2 separate regions of the Homo sapiens genome follow, and region 1 is linked to region 2. The links are chromatin loops, found by intact Hi-C in ENCODE. Cell type or tissue: CD14-positive monocyte. All regions are shown on one strand. Links, peaks and the distances in the headings refer to the core of each region. The heading gives the core; the rest is flanking DNA. Region 1 has its middle 91 kb from the start of RGMA. Region 2 overlaps LOC105370982 (a long non-coding RNA gene).

Region 1 (6,736 bases), core at 635-5,634, 57 kb before region 2:
CACTGTGTTAATATCCGGCTGGAGTAGGCATTGCGGGCAAAGATGAGTTTTCTGCAGCCCTCCTGTGAATTTCCTGACAGAACTTCTCTCTCACCTCCTGTTTGCCTCATCTTAGCTTTCATCTCTTCTTCTTCACTCTGCCTAAGCCCTGGGAGGTAGCCCAGCGCCATCTGAGAAGGTGGTGGGGCACGCAAAGGGCATAGCCTGCGTCTTTTATTTCGCCTCCACCTCCATGACTACGGCCAAGTCATTCACTTCTTGGATCCTCATTTACAAATTGAAAATACTGGTAGCCTTCCTGTCTGTCTTGCAGGGGTGTTTGAAGGACAGGAAGAAATAACAGTAATAAAAGTACTTCTCAGAGAATAAAGTGCTCTTTGAAGGCCAAGGGTTAATAGTTCTTTTGTTATTATTTGTGGTTGTTTCTCAGAAGTGGAGATCACCATCAGCAGCCTGTGGAAAGGAGGCAAGTGGCTCTTCCATATGACCTTGACCTCTATGACCTTGGCCAACTTATTTAAAGCCTGAATATCTTCATCAATAAAACTGGGAAATAGTGAGACCGTTTCCTTGGGCTGATGACTGTATAATGGTAGGCTCAAAGTCAGGATACAAAGCAGGATGTACAATAAGATGTCATCAACCAGTGAGCCAAAGTCAGAGGTGGAGGATGGAAAAAGACTCCATCATTCACAGTGTGGGGTTGATCATAAGATTTTCAAAATACGTTTGACTTTGTATATGTTTTCTAGATTTTCCATAATGCCAACCTACATTTTCCATAAAGCATCACCTTTGACATTGTGAACCCCAAATATCTGAGACAGGTCTCAGTCAATTTAGGAAGTTTATTTTGCCAACATTAAGGACGCATGCCTATGACACAACCTCAGGAGGTCCTGATGACATTTGCCCACGGTGGTCAGGGCACAGCTTGGTTTTATACATGTATTAGACCGTTTTCATGCTGCCGATAAAGACATACCCGAATCTGGGCAATTTATAAAGAAAAAGAGGTTTAAAGGACTCACACAGTTCCACATGGCTGGGGAGGCCTCATAATCATGGAAGGTGAAAGGCATGTCATACATGGTGTCAGGCAAAGAGGGAAATGAGAGCCAAGCCAAAAAGGAAACCCCTTCTAAAACCATCAGATCTCGTGAGACTTATTCACTACCACGAGAACAGTATGGGGGAAACCGGCCCCATGATTCAATCATCTCCCACTGGGTCCCTCCCACAACACTTGAGAACTGTGGGAGCTACAATTCAAGATGAGATTTGGGTGGGGACACAACCAAACCATATGATATACATTTTAGGGAGACATGAGACATCAATCAATATGTGTAAGATGTACATCGGTTCTGTCCAGAAAGGCGGGACAACTCTAGGCAGGGAGGGGCTTCCAGGCCATAGGTAGGTGAGAGACAAATGGTTGCATTCTTTTTTTTTTTTTTTGAGATGGAGTCTCGCTCTGTCGCCCAGGCTGGAGTGCGGTGGTGCAATCTCGGCTTACTGCAAGCTCCGCCTCCTGGGTTCACGCCATTCTCCTGCCTCAGCCTCCCAAGTAGCTGGGACTACAGGCACCCGCCACCACGCCTGGCTAATTTTTTTGTATTTTTTTGGTACAGACGGGGTTTCACCGTTTTAGCCAGGATGGTCTTGATCTCCTGACCTCATGATCCGCCCACCTTGGCCTCCCAAAGTGCTGGGATTACAAGCATGAGCCACGGAGCCCAGTGAAACTCTTTTGAGTTTCTGATGAGCCTTTCCAAAGGAGGCAATCAGATATGCATTTATCTCGGCGAGCAGAGGGATGACTTTGAGTTCTGTCTGTCATTTGTCCAGAAGGAAATTCCTTGTGAGGGAGGTATGTAGCTTTTGAATCTTAGTAGCCATCTTTTTTTTTTAGCAATAGAATGGGAGGCAGGTTTGCCCTAAGCAGTTCCCAGCTTGACTTTATCCTTTGGCTTAGTGATTTTGGGGTCCCAATATTTATTTTCCTTTCACAATGTTTAGAGGATTTAATGAAAAATCAAACTTGTGTCTGTAGCATCTTTCCCAGTCACCAGCCCCTCCCGGAGCCAGCTTGGCGCAACAGGAGTGGACAGGGACAGCCTCTGGGCCGTATTGCCCTGTAGTCTATGGAGCCGCCCTGCTGGAGGGGCTGGGCTGGGCAGCCTCTGCTGGCTGGGGATGGTTTGGGAGTTTTACTCCAAGGCCTGCCACAGAAGGGCAGCTGTCATCCTCTCCCGTGGCTGGAGACATTTAGGCTGCAGCCCTTGGAAGGCTGTGAAATGGACACGACCCTGTGCTGAGTTTCCACCCTGCACAAACATCTTTGGAAGCAGCGCTCGTTTAATTTTCCATGAGTCCTGAGAAGAAGATGTTGCCATCAGCCCTTTGATTTTGCAGATGGCGATCCTGAGACTCAGAGAGGTTAAGCAACTTTCCTATGTCACACAGCTGGTTAGGAACTGAGCTGGGATTTAAACCCAAAGGTCTTCAAAGGTGGGACCCTTTGTGCCAGCAGGAACCTGTTAGGGGAACACTGTGGGAGAGACAGTAAGTAGATTGCACTGGGTGGGGGGCGTTGGGGAAGGAGGGAGTTGAGGGGGAAGGGAGGGAGTATGTGCAGCGGGGAATAGTTATGCAGCCCCCACCTTGATCATATAACAGCAAGAAAGTGTCCCAAGACCCAAGAAGGAAGTTAGCCTAGATCTTATTTTTCAACACAATCTAACAGTGACTTTGTTAAGAAACAGAAATTCAGGGCCTAAGAGGTTGTTGGAACAATGCCAGGTTTCGCTTCCTTTCCCGGGCAGCTCTCCTGCGACGACCTTTGACTTGGGAGGGGCAGGTCGTCCATGAGCACGAGTGACCGGGTCCCTGATGCTTTCCTCGTGGTTACAGCCTCGCCTGCAGGTTCGGGCACTGTGGGGTGGGGCGGGAACGTGGCTGGCACTATGAAGTATCCACCTTTCTGCGGGCTCTGCCGCCTCATCCCTCCAACAGCAAGCCAGGGCTGGTGGCTGTACTGTTCCCTCGTCCCTCACCTAGCATCCCCTTTTTCCAGAGGACGAAAGGTAGGGGAAGCTAAGAAATGATGGCACAGGATTTGAACTCAGGACTATCTGGGCTCACAGCTGATGACGATTCTATACCACCTTACTGTCCTAGGCAGGGCAGGAGCCCCAGACAGGATGGGTAGCCTTTCTGAAGTTAAAATAGTAAAAGGCAAAAAGAGAGCCCTTACCCGAGCATGCAGCTATAAAGGAGCACACAGTTCTCCTCTGGCCCCTCTCCGAGGATGGGTTCTCCGCTTCTGCGAGGCCAGACGCACCGCAGGCATCTGCCTTTGATTAGAACGGGCAGACAGGAAACATACCTGCGGTCCCGGGCCTCTCTCACACTCCAGAAATGCCATTCACAGACAGGGAAGAGGGAGAAAGGATGGGAGGAAGGGAGGAAGGGAAGGAGAACAATCAACAGCTACATGGGAGCGTGCTGGGAGGTAGGATCACCGCGGGAGACAGAAATGGGCCTCAGCCGCAGGTCAGGGTGTGGACACGGAGGCAGCCAGGCCTGATCTGCTGGGGGAACCACACTGGGCCGGGCGTGGAGAGGAGGTTTGCCGTGTGTGCAGCAGCTTGCAGGGAGCCAGCTGCCGAGAGCTGGGGCTGCTGCTTCTGAGCTGAAAGGGAAAGAAGGGTACATCTTTCAGAGCCACTCAGTCCCCCAATCATAGTGCCTGGCTGCGACCTCCCACTGGGCCCATCACAAGTCCTCATGGTTGGGGACGTCAGTGACCTGCAACAGGGTCAGGGAAGAACATCCTGGCCAGGAGTGAGCTAAGGAAGAGATGCACCACAGAGCCCTGGTAAATGCCTGGGAGTGAGAGCCTTACACTCACCATCTCTTTCCTCTCTGCCTGTTGTAGTTAAAAACCACGCTCTTGACTTGCTGATGCTTTGAGCTGCTTGTTGCGGGTGGAGGTGGCTTCCCACGGCTTCTTGCACAGTGTTGGCCCTGACCCACCGTCCCCCAGGCAGGGGGAGACTGCTGTGTTCAAGGGGAGTCCTGGGTGCATGCGGAACAGAATAGGGAGTCCCCACTGGGGCAGGCGCTGGCAGCTCTTCACCGTGTCAGCTCACTCAGCCCTCAGGTCGTCCTATCCTCAGGTGTGACCTGCAATGTACAGGTGCAGAAATGGAGAAGACCTGTGCTGAGTCCCAGAATGACACTGGGCCTGTGGAGGCTGCCAGGAGAGACACTGCCAGGTTCCCACGGCGGAGACACTGGCACTACAGCCCAGAGAGGAGGACACTTTATTAACTTGTCACATCGAGCAAAGGCACTGGTCTCTCCAGTCTCTTGCTGTGCCTTGAAAAGAGGAGAGAATGTGGAATCCGAGGCCTGGGCTGCAACTCTGGCTGCACCAGCTCCCCAGGCAAAGCGGTAACCTGAGATGGGCCACCTCCAAGCATCAGGAAGTGTGGGCAACCGTGGGGAAGAGAAAAATAACAATGCCTGCTGTCCTCACCTTCCAGGCTTGCTTTATGGGCAGAGGGGGTGACAAGTGTCATTCTTTCCTGGGGGCTGCAAACCATGATTCAGGGGTCATGTGCTGAACTGTGTCTCTGCAAAATACGCGCAGTCCTCACCCCTGGTCCCTCGGAATGTGACTGTATTTGAAGATAAGGTCTTCAAGGAGGCAATTAAGCCAGACTGGGGCCCTTAGGATGGGCCTGGTGTCCTTAGGAGAAAAGGAGAGGGCCCAGTGCAGTGGCTCACACCTATAATCCCAGCACTTTGGGAGGCCGAGGCAGGTGGATCACCTGAGGTCAGGAGTTCGAGACCAACCTGGCCAACATGGTGAAACCCTGTCTCTACTAAAAATACAAAAAAAAAAAAAAATTAGCTGGGCGTTATGGTGGGCGCCTATAATCCCAGCTACTTGGGAGGCTGAGGCTGGAGAATCGCTTGAACCCGGGAGGTGGAGGTTGCAGTGAGCTGAGATCATACCATTGCACTCCAGCCTGGGCAACAAGAGCGAAATTCCATCTCAAAAAAAAAAAAAAAAGAAAAGAAAAGAAAAGAAAAGGAGATGAGGATGCGGACACACACAGAGGGAAGACCACGTGAGGACACAGGGAGAAGACAGCCATCAACAAGCCAAAGAGAGTGGCCTCAGAGAAACCAACCCTGCCAACACCTTGTTCTTGGACTCCTAGCTGTCAAAATTATAAGCAAAATACATTTCTGTTGTTTAGGATCACAGACCAGTGCCTGATGCTGTGACTGCGTTGGGCTCCAGACACGGGCAGGAATTGAGAGAAGGGAGCAAAGGTATCCACTGGGGCAGTCAGGAAAGGCTTCGTGGAAGAGGCAGACTCAACTTTGGTTTTCTAATTTACAAAATGGGGATGACAACAATTCGGCTCTCAGAGCTGTCAGGAGGACAAAATGAGGGAATTCATATAAACCACTGCATACAGTACCTGGCTCCAGAGGATGCATTGGTGAATTTCAGCATAATTTCTACCATTATCATTATTGAAGGATGAGGAGATCTGGGGATGGGGAATGAAGTAGCATGGGAAAAGTCAGAAAATAGGGGAGTGGACAGTGAGGAACCCACTGTCCTAGGAAGGGCAGACTTCACATTGCCTGCCCCAGAGAGCGGAGAGAAAGGATGCGTTCGTTTATTGTGTGACATCAGGAGGGTAGTGTTGTTGCTATATTTTTTTTGTCACCTGAGAAGAACTTCTCCCCAAACCAGTTTTAAATACTCCTATCTGATCCATTTCCCTTGTGCCAGAGTCACTCATAAAAACTGTAAGATCTCAAGAAAGCAGTGAAAGATTCAGGCCAGGTCCTCCAATTAGCACAATTGTATGGGGGCAGATCTTCAGTGTCTCCATAGATCCTGTGTTGCAGGTGAAAGCCCTCATTTGGGATCCATCAGACCCATCAGTCTTTTTTTTTTTTTTTTTTTTTTTTTGAGACTGAGTCTCGCTCTGTTGCCCAGGCTGGAGTGCAGTGGTGCAGTCTCGGCTCACTGCAAGCTCCGCCTCCCGGGTTCACGCCATTCATCCTGCCTCAGCATCCCGAGTAACTGGGATTACAGGTGTGTGCCACCACGCCCGGCTAATTTTGTATTTTTAGTAGAGACAGGGTTTCACCATGTTGGCCAGGCTGGTTTCGAACTCCTGACCTCAACTGATCCACCCGCCTCAGCCTCCCAAACTGCTGGGATTACAGGCATGAGCCACCATGACCGGCCCCATCAGTCATTTTCTATGAGGGTCAGAGGCCATGCTTGTTGCAACCTTTTTTCTTTCTCTCTCTCACTCTTTTTTTTTTACTTGTTGCTTGACTGGCCCACTACCAATCTTCCTTCCTTCATTCCACAGTTATTGGTTAATGCTTTTCCTGCACTGGGCCTTTCATCTGTGCTGCGTACTGGGCAGGCAGCAGTGCACAAAGGACATAGCTCCTGTTTCCTGTGGCATTTGTCTTACTTCAGTGTGCAGAGGACTTTGTCTGCCTCCCGGCTACCTCCTCTGGCTGGGCTAATTCCTGTAGAAAGGGAAAGGGGAGCAGCAAGCCTGTCCTGGCCGCCCGTGCTCCCCAGGCTGCAGTGCTGCGTTGCTGAACCTGTGTTCTCTGAAGGTGAGGTTCGCCGTGGGCATCAGTGAGGGAGCCGCAAGAGGAGCTGTGAAAAACCTAA
Region 2 (6,736 bases), core at 876-5,875:
CAGGCTCAGAATACCAGGGAAATTTCAGTTTTTTTTTTTTTTTTTTTTTTCGCCCAGTAGTCTAGGCTCAAAAACACCCTGTGGTTTCTACAGTGTGGGTGCTGTTCTGTTCCCACCGCTCTGAAAGATGACGGTAACAATGTGGATTTCGACTGCAGTGGGCATTTCTGTGAGACGGCTCCTTTCTCCCACTGAAGCTGCAGTTTGAGATTGGATAATCTTAGGTGTTGGACCCTTGACCGTGCTTTTCATATTTTGAGTCATTTTGTGGAATCTTCTAATGTTAGAGTGTAATGTTTGCCTAACATTGGCTGATTGTCACTGTTTTAACATTGGCTGACTAGACGTGAAACTTTTATCCTCAAAATGGCCCAGTCACGTCTGGTTAAATGTGTAGCATCATTTTTACCTGATAAAAGAAGAAACTATATCTAGAACTGCCAACCTAGAACTCCACAGACTCAAACTAAACAAAATTAAGATAAAAATACATCAGGAGGAGAAGGAAGTAAACACAATATAGAAAATTCAACCAATGTGGCTCAGTTTGTAACCCATCAAATGTCCACCTAACTTCTCTGATACTTCATTCATATCTGGTTTTTAAATATTATAATATTTGCCTTATAAACCTATTATTACTCTTCGAGCAATTTAAACAACTAGCTTGAATATTATTCCTTTGATTTGTTACCTGGGCCTAATGCTTCTAGTGTTTCTTTGGAAGCCAGAAATTACCCATCCTCATCTTCAACCATATCCTTGGGCCCCATAACTCATTCTGATTTTGATTGCTCTGTCATTGACTTTGGATAATAGGCCAATATTCTAGGAATTACTATTATATTTTATTAATCAGAGCCAGGAGAATTTATAGTAGTGAAACCGAAGGATTTGCAAGTGGAGCTCGCATATCTCCTGTAAAATGTGTCTCCATGGGCCAGCCACGTGATGGATGGAGATATCACATGCTCCTTCCCTCCCTTGGCAGCCAGGTGAGCAGCAGCCAGATCCTGTCTCTGGGGACCATTGACTGAGCCTTGCTCAGGGCTTCTCTTAAGGAAAATGTGTGGGAAGGGAGTGTAACATGGAAGACTTACTACGAATGGGGTGGCCACACATACCTGCAGTGGGGTTGTGGTCACAGCTCCAGATATGGTCTGACAAAGGAGAAGGCTATGCACTTTTTGCAATATTTCTCATGATTTTTCCTGATAAAGAAATATTAATACCTACCTGCTTATCATAAGAGATATATTTTGGGCCGGGCACGGTGGCTCACACCCGCAATCCCAGCACTTTGGGAGGCCGAGGCGGGCAGATCACGAGGTCAGGAAATCAAGACCATCCTGGCTAACACGGTGAAACCCCGTCTCTATTAAAAACACAAAAAATTAACTGGGCATGGTGGCGGGCGCCTGTAGTCCCAGCTACTCAGGAGGCTGAGGCAGGAGAATGGTGTGAACCCGGGAGGTGGAGCTTGCAGTGAGCTGAGATCGTGCCACTGCACTCCAGCCTGGGCAACAGAACAAGACTCTGTCTCAAAAAAATAAATAAATTTTAAAAAAAGAGACTTATTTTGGAAGTACTGACAAGTGAAGAATTAAAGAAATGGAGCACTTAGGACGCAACCACACAGCTTATATTTTTACTTATTTCCCTTGCATTATATATTCTTGTGCGGTTTTTTGTTACATAGTTAAATTTATTCTACATATACAATTCTTACACTCTTTTAATACTGCATTGCACATACTCAAATAAGGAAAAATCTTCCTAAATATCATTTTAGACAGCTGCATTAACGTGCTATCAGAGAGTTAAATCAGTGTTTACTTACCTCTCTGCAGATTTACTGCCTTTCAGGAGGGACTCGATCCCCACAGTAGAATCCTTAAAGCATTGGGCTTGCGGAAATGCTATCAACCTCCAGGTTCATCCATCAACTACAGGTCCACCCTTTGCTAGGCTTGTGGCTAAATCTTCGATGTAGCAGTGCATAAAATGGAAGTAATAATAATTAGTGGTGCAGAGTTGCTGTATCATTGAAATAAAATCAGTGCTGTAAAGCATCCGGCACACAGCAAATGCTCTTTAATCAATTGAAGTCAGTTGCACTAGAATTTCAAGTGTCTTCGCGTTTGGTGTTCCTTCTATCTGGAATGCTTTCCCCCTAGAAATCTGTGTAGGACTCTGTTTTGTTACCTTGTTAAAGAAGCTTCCCAGAACACCCAATTCAAAGAGGGATCATACCTCATTCTAACTCTGCTTTATTCCTTATCATAATCCTTATCATTGTCTGGCACATTATTTATATGTTTATCTAGTTACAGCCTGTCTTCTTAATCTAGAATGGAAGCTTTCTGATGCAGGGATTTTAAGTGCTTTGTGCCCTGTCATATCCCCAGCATCTAGAATACCTCTTGGCATGTAGTAGGTGTTTAATGAATGAATAAACTGCTTGGGCACTGGGGGTGAGCTATGCAAAGTCTAGACCTCACACTAGTCTAACCTCTGGGAATGTTGACTCTGGAATCTGGTTTTAAGAATTTTTTTGGGTGGGGCATGGTGGCTTACGTATGTAATCTCTGCACTTTGGGAGGGTGAGATGGGAGGATCGTTTGAGGCCAGGAATTCAGTTTCAGCCTGGGCAACATAATGAGACCCCGTCTCAACAAAGAATTTTAAAAATTAGCCAGGTGTGGTGGCGAGCCCCGGGAGTCCTAGTTACTCAGAAGGCTGAGGTGGGAGGATCGCTTGAGCCCAGGCGTTTGAGTCTGAAGCGAGCTGAGCTTGAATTACTGCCCTACAGCCTGCACAACACAGTGAGACCCTGTCTCAAAAAAAAAAAAAAAAAAAAAAAAAAAAAAAAGTTAGAATTTTCTCCTCTGAGATTTTTATGTCTTCTAAAAATCGTGACCTGCTTTCTTAAGCTGTAGTTCTTTTACCAATTTCATTTTATTGAAACAATCCTTGCAAACTCTGATTACATTTTCCTGTTCTCATTTCAAAATCTACTTGATTCTAAGTGAAGAACAATACTTTAAACAACAATAATGTTACTAACTACAATGGGTTAAACACCCATTGTACTTATTACTACTCAGCTAATTCACTGAAAGATCACAATGACAGGTGAACAGGACTCGTGCGTTTGTTCAGGGCAGTCATTCTGCCTGGCCAAACTGCTTTGACGACACAAAGGAGACAAAATGAGGCAATCCTTGGTGCGTTTCACACAAAGCTCTCCTCCGTCTTCCTCTTTACTCTCGTTCCCTGACCTGCCCCTCCCTTCTTCCTCACCGTTGGTCACTGTAAGCCTTCTCCTGTCTTTTAATTTCTGAAATGGTCAAAACCACTGACAAGGTCCCAGGCCCCAGGATATGTGGACCCAGGCTCAGTGTGGGCTGGACCTGCACGAAAGCTTGGAGCCCATTGGTTGGGGGAACTGACGTGGATCTGGACAGATCCTCCCCACGTAACAGCCTTGTTGCCTTTCCCTGTATTTGCGAAATAGTTGCGCGGGAGAATGTTCCTCATTGTCCTGAGACTTGAGTAAGATAAAGCAACTAAAAACCCTAAGTCAGTGTCTGCTCATCAGAAACATGCAGTGAAAGAAAGCGAGTCCTGTTTTCAAAAACTGACACGTGACTTCCTCGCCTTTCTTCCTCTGGAACGATCCATTGTTGAGGTTGTGTGGTTTCTGTGAGTCTTTGCAAATTCTTTCTGCAAACCTGGGATGAGCCTTGTGCTAGGTGCTGGGGATACAAAGATGTGACTGTGGTCCTTGCTTTGGGACATCCTAGCAATTGTAATACAATGTATTATAAAGTTGTATTTTTGTGTTTACAAGTTTTGGACGCAGACTCAAATCTGACCATTTTGAGTCAATGGGAAAGGGCCAATTTGAAGAATAGCATATTTCAGGGTAATCAGTCTCATTACTTGACATATTCTAGGAAACTCGGGAAGCGCAGATCTGAATTAAATTGAATTTAATCTTCCTTAAGTACATGCTGTAGTTGAAACCAGGTTAACAAGTGTTATCTAATAAAGAGATCCTTGGTGAGAATCAGTTAAGAATGACTGTAATTAGTGATGGTTTATCATTGTCAATTTAAATCCTTGGGTATTCCTAAAGTACTCAGGGATGCTTAAAAACTCTTTGTCTTCTTAAGAGGCTTTAAAACTTTTTCTCTACAATCTTGTTGACACAGTTAATTAACAGTTAGAACAATAGACACAAATCCTTACTTCCCTAATTGTGCTGGGGTAAACCTCAGTCACAGCATAATTCTTTCCAAAATTCCAGTGTGTGAAATGCACGTGAATGAGTGTTGTAGGTCGCCTTAGCGTTGGCTAGTAATGAGCTGAAAAAACACTTACTGTGGCTCACGCCTGTAATCCCAGCACTTTGGGAGGCCGAGGTGGCGGATCACAAGGTCAGGAGATCGAGACCATCCTGGCTAACACTGTGAAACCCCATCTCTACTAAAACTACAAAAAATTAGCCAGGCGCGGTGGCGGGAGCCTATAGTTCCAGCTACTTGGGAGGCTGAGGCAGGAGAATCGCTTGAACCTTAGAGGTGGAAGTTGCAGTGAGCTGAGATCGCACTACTGCACTCCAGCCTGGGAGACAGAGCGAGACTCTGTCCCCCCCAAAAAACAAAACAAAACAAAACAAAAACACAAAAAAACTTACTCCGGGCATCTCCTCCAACTCTCCAATCCTGCTCTACCTGATAGTTTTTGTTTAAAATCTTTCAGATTTCTCTCCCCCTCCCGCCCCCATGGAACTGCTTTTACATGTAACACCTCTGACATGGGATCTTAACCCTGAAATGAGCCATTAACTAGGGAGTTACATATGTTTATATTTTATTTTTTAAGTTCAGGGTGCATGTGCAGGTTTGTTACCTAGGTAAACTTGTATTATGGGAGTTTGTTGTACAGATTATTTCATCACCCAAGTATTAAGCGTAGTACCCATTAGTTATTTTTCCTGATCCTCTCCCTCCTCCCACCCTCCACCCTCCAATAGGCCAAAGTGTGTGTTGTTATCCTCTATGTGTCCATGTGTTCTCATCATTTAGCTCCCACTTATAAGGGAGAATGTGTGGTATTTGGTTTTCTGTTTCTGCGTTCGTTTGCTAAGGTTAATGGCCTCCAGCTCCATCCATGATCCTGCAAAGGACATGATCTCGTTCTTTTTTATGGCTGCATAGTATTCCATGATGTACATGTACCACATTTTCTTTATCCAGTCTACTATTGATGGACATTTAGGTTGATTCCATGTCCTTGTGATTGTGAATAGTGCTGCAATGAACACATGAGTGCACGTGCCTTTATGATATATTATATTCCTTTGGGTATAAACCCAGTAATGGGATTGCTGGGCCAAATGGTATTTCTGTTTTTAGGTTCTGAGGAATCATAGTTCAACCATTTTGGAAGACAGGGAGTTATATTTTTTATGGCCACTGTTCCTGATAAAGGAAGTCAGTATAAGTGTCTTTTCTGTGGATTGGGACTCAAAATAGAAATAGAACTCACAGGCTGAAATATTTATCGTTTGTATGGAACCAGCTGTACATGATGCAAAATCTGTATCATTTGTTCTCACACCGAAATGTGAGTTTACAGCTATGTGGAGGTTTGTTTGGGAGTTTGTTGAAATGCTCTGAAGGGAAGAAGAGAGTGGAGAAAGGGGGACGTTAGGTGGACTGTGGGGTGTCTGAAAGTGTGGCTCTGGGAGCGTTCTAGAAATCTCCAGGGCTGTGGTGGGCACTGCGGCCTGCCCATTTCTCTCTAGGCAGAATTTCATGTTTCTCTTTTTTATGGACATGAGTCAGCTGTGCTGGGATTGGAGAGGGTCTCCCAGACCCCTTTGCCTCTGGGCCGCCAGTTCATTTGGAGCCTTGGCCAGCCCCCCGGGGAGACTCAGCTTTGCTGCAGCTTGCTCTCTCTGTCATCAGGATGGTGAGGAGGAAGGAGGTCCTCACAGTCCAGGAGGTACACCAGATTCTAACGACGTGAATATAAGCCTTGAGTAAACACTCAAAAACAAACAAACAAACAAAAGACAATTGTGAATCAAGGGTGAATTCGCCTTGACTTTTCTTCGCCACCAAATGCACCCAGCTGGGGGGAGGTGCTCAGAGACGAGGAGCCTGGACAGTCCCCAGACTGGACCTGTCTGCAACATCAGCATCATCTGGCTGAACTTGACAGAAGCACAAATTCTGCATTCTTTGGCCCCTCCCCAGACCTACTGCGACAGAAACCCTGGAGTTGAGGCCCCGAACTCTGTGATTTTTAACGAGCCCTTTGGGTGATTCTGTTGTAGCGGAAGTTTGAGAACCGCTGGTTCAGAAGTGTATTAAATCTGGGTTTGCGTATTCCTCTGTCGCGCACTAGCAGTGGAATCTTAGTATCCACGTCTGTGAGGTGGAGAGAATATTCATTCCCTCAACAAATATGTGTTTCACACCTGCTCAGCCCAGATAGTGTGCTCGGCCCTGGGGACACAATACCTGTGAAACCAGGCAGGACCTGACTTCACAGAGCTTAGAGATAGACACTGAGCAAATCGTCACGAAATAAAAGTGTAATGACCGACGGCAGTAAGTGTTCATGGGGAATGAATCGCAGGCTCTGAGAGTTTGGAGCAGGCACACTGGACCTAGTTTGGAGACTCAGGGTGGGGCTTGCCAGCCTAATGCTGTCATTTTGA

Evidence for each region. A loop is a pair of places that touch in the nucleus more often than their neighbours do. Peaks named below come from ENCODE experiments on the same cell type or tissue, not always from the same donor. Only the 100,000 strongest peaks of a DNase experiment are listed, where the experiment ranks them.
Region 1: a loop joins it to region 2, with 1.9 times the contacts of the local background. A loop is called at or near these places in 2 of 110 quality-filtered maps.

The regions. Positions count from the first base shown.
Region 1 is chr15:93,176,405-93,183,140 of GRCh38, forward strand. No RefSeq gene overlaps it. Among named protein-coding and RNA genes, the nearest start is that of RGMA, 91 kb to the left of the region's middle. RefSeq lists enhancers at 3,532-4,070, 4,071-4,608, 6,160-6,727, 6,728-6,736. In CD14-positive monocyte, for the core only: no CTCF peak of the experiment used is centred there; a DNase peak (open chromatin) is centred at 2,817; H3K4me3 peaks cover 574 bases; H3K27ac peaks cover 1,581 bases.
Region 2 is chr15:93,232,929-93,239,664 of GRCh38, forward strand. All of the region lies in intron 4 of LOC105370982 (a long non-coding RNA gene), which reads left to right. Among named protein-coding and RNA genes, the nearest start is that of RGMA, 150 kb to the left of the region's middle. In CD14-positive monocyte, for the core only: no CTCF peak of the experiment used is centred there; DNase peaks (open chromatin) are centred at 3,443 and 4,303; H3K4me3 peaks cover 1,667 bases; H3K27ac peaks cover 2,694 bases.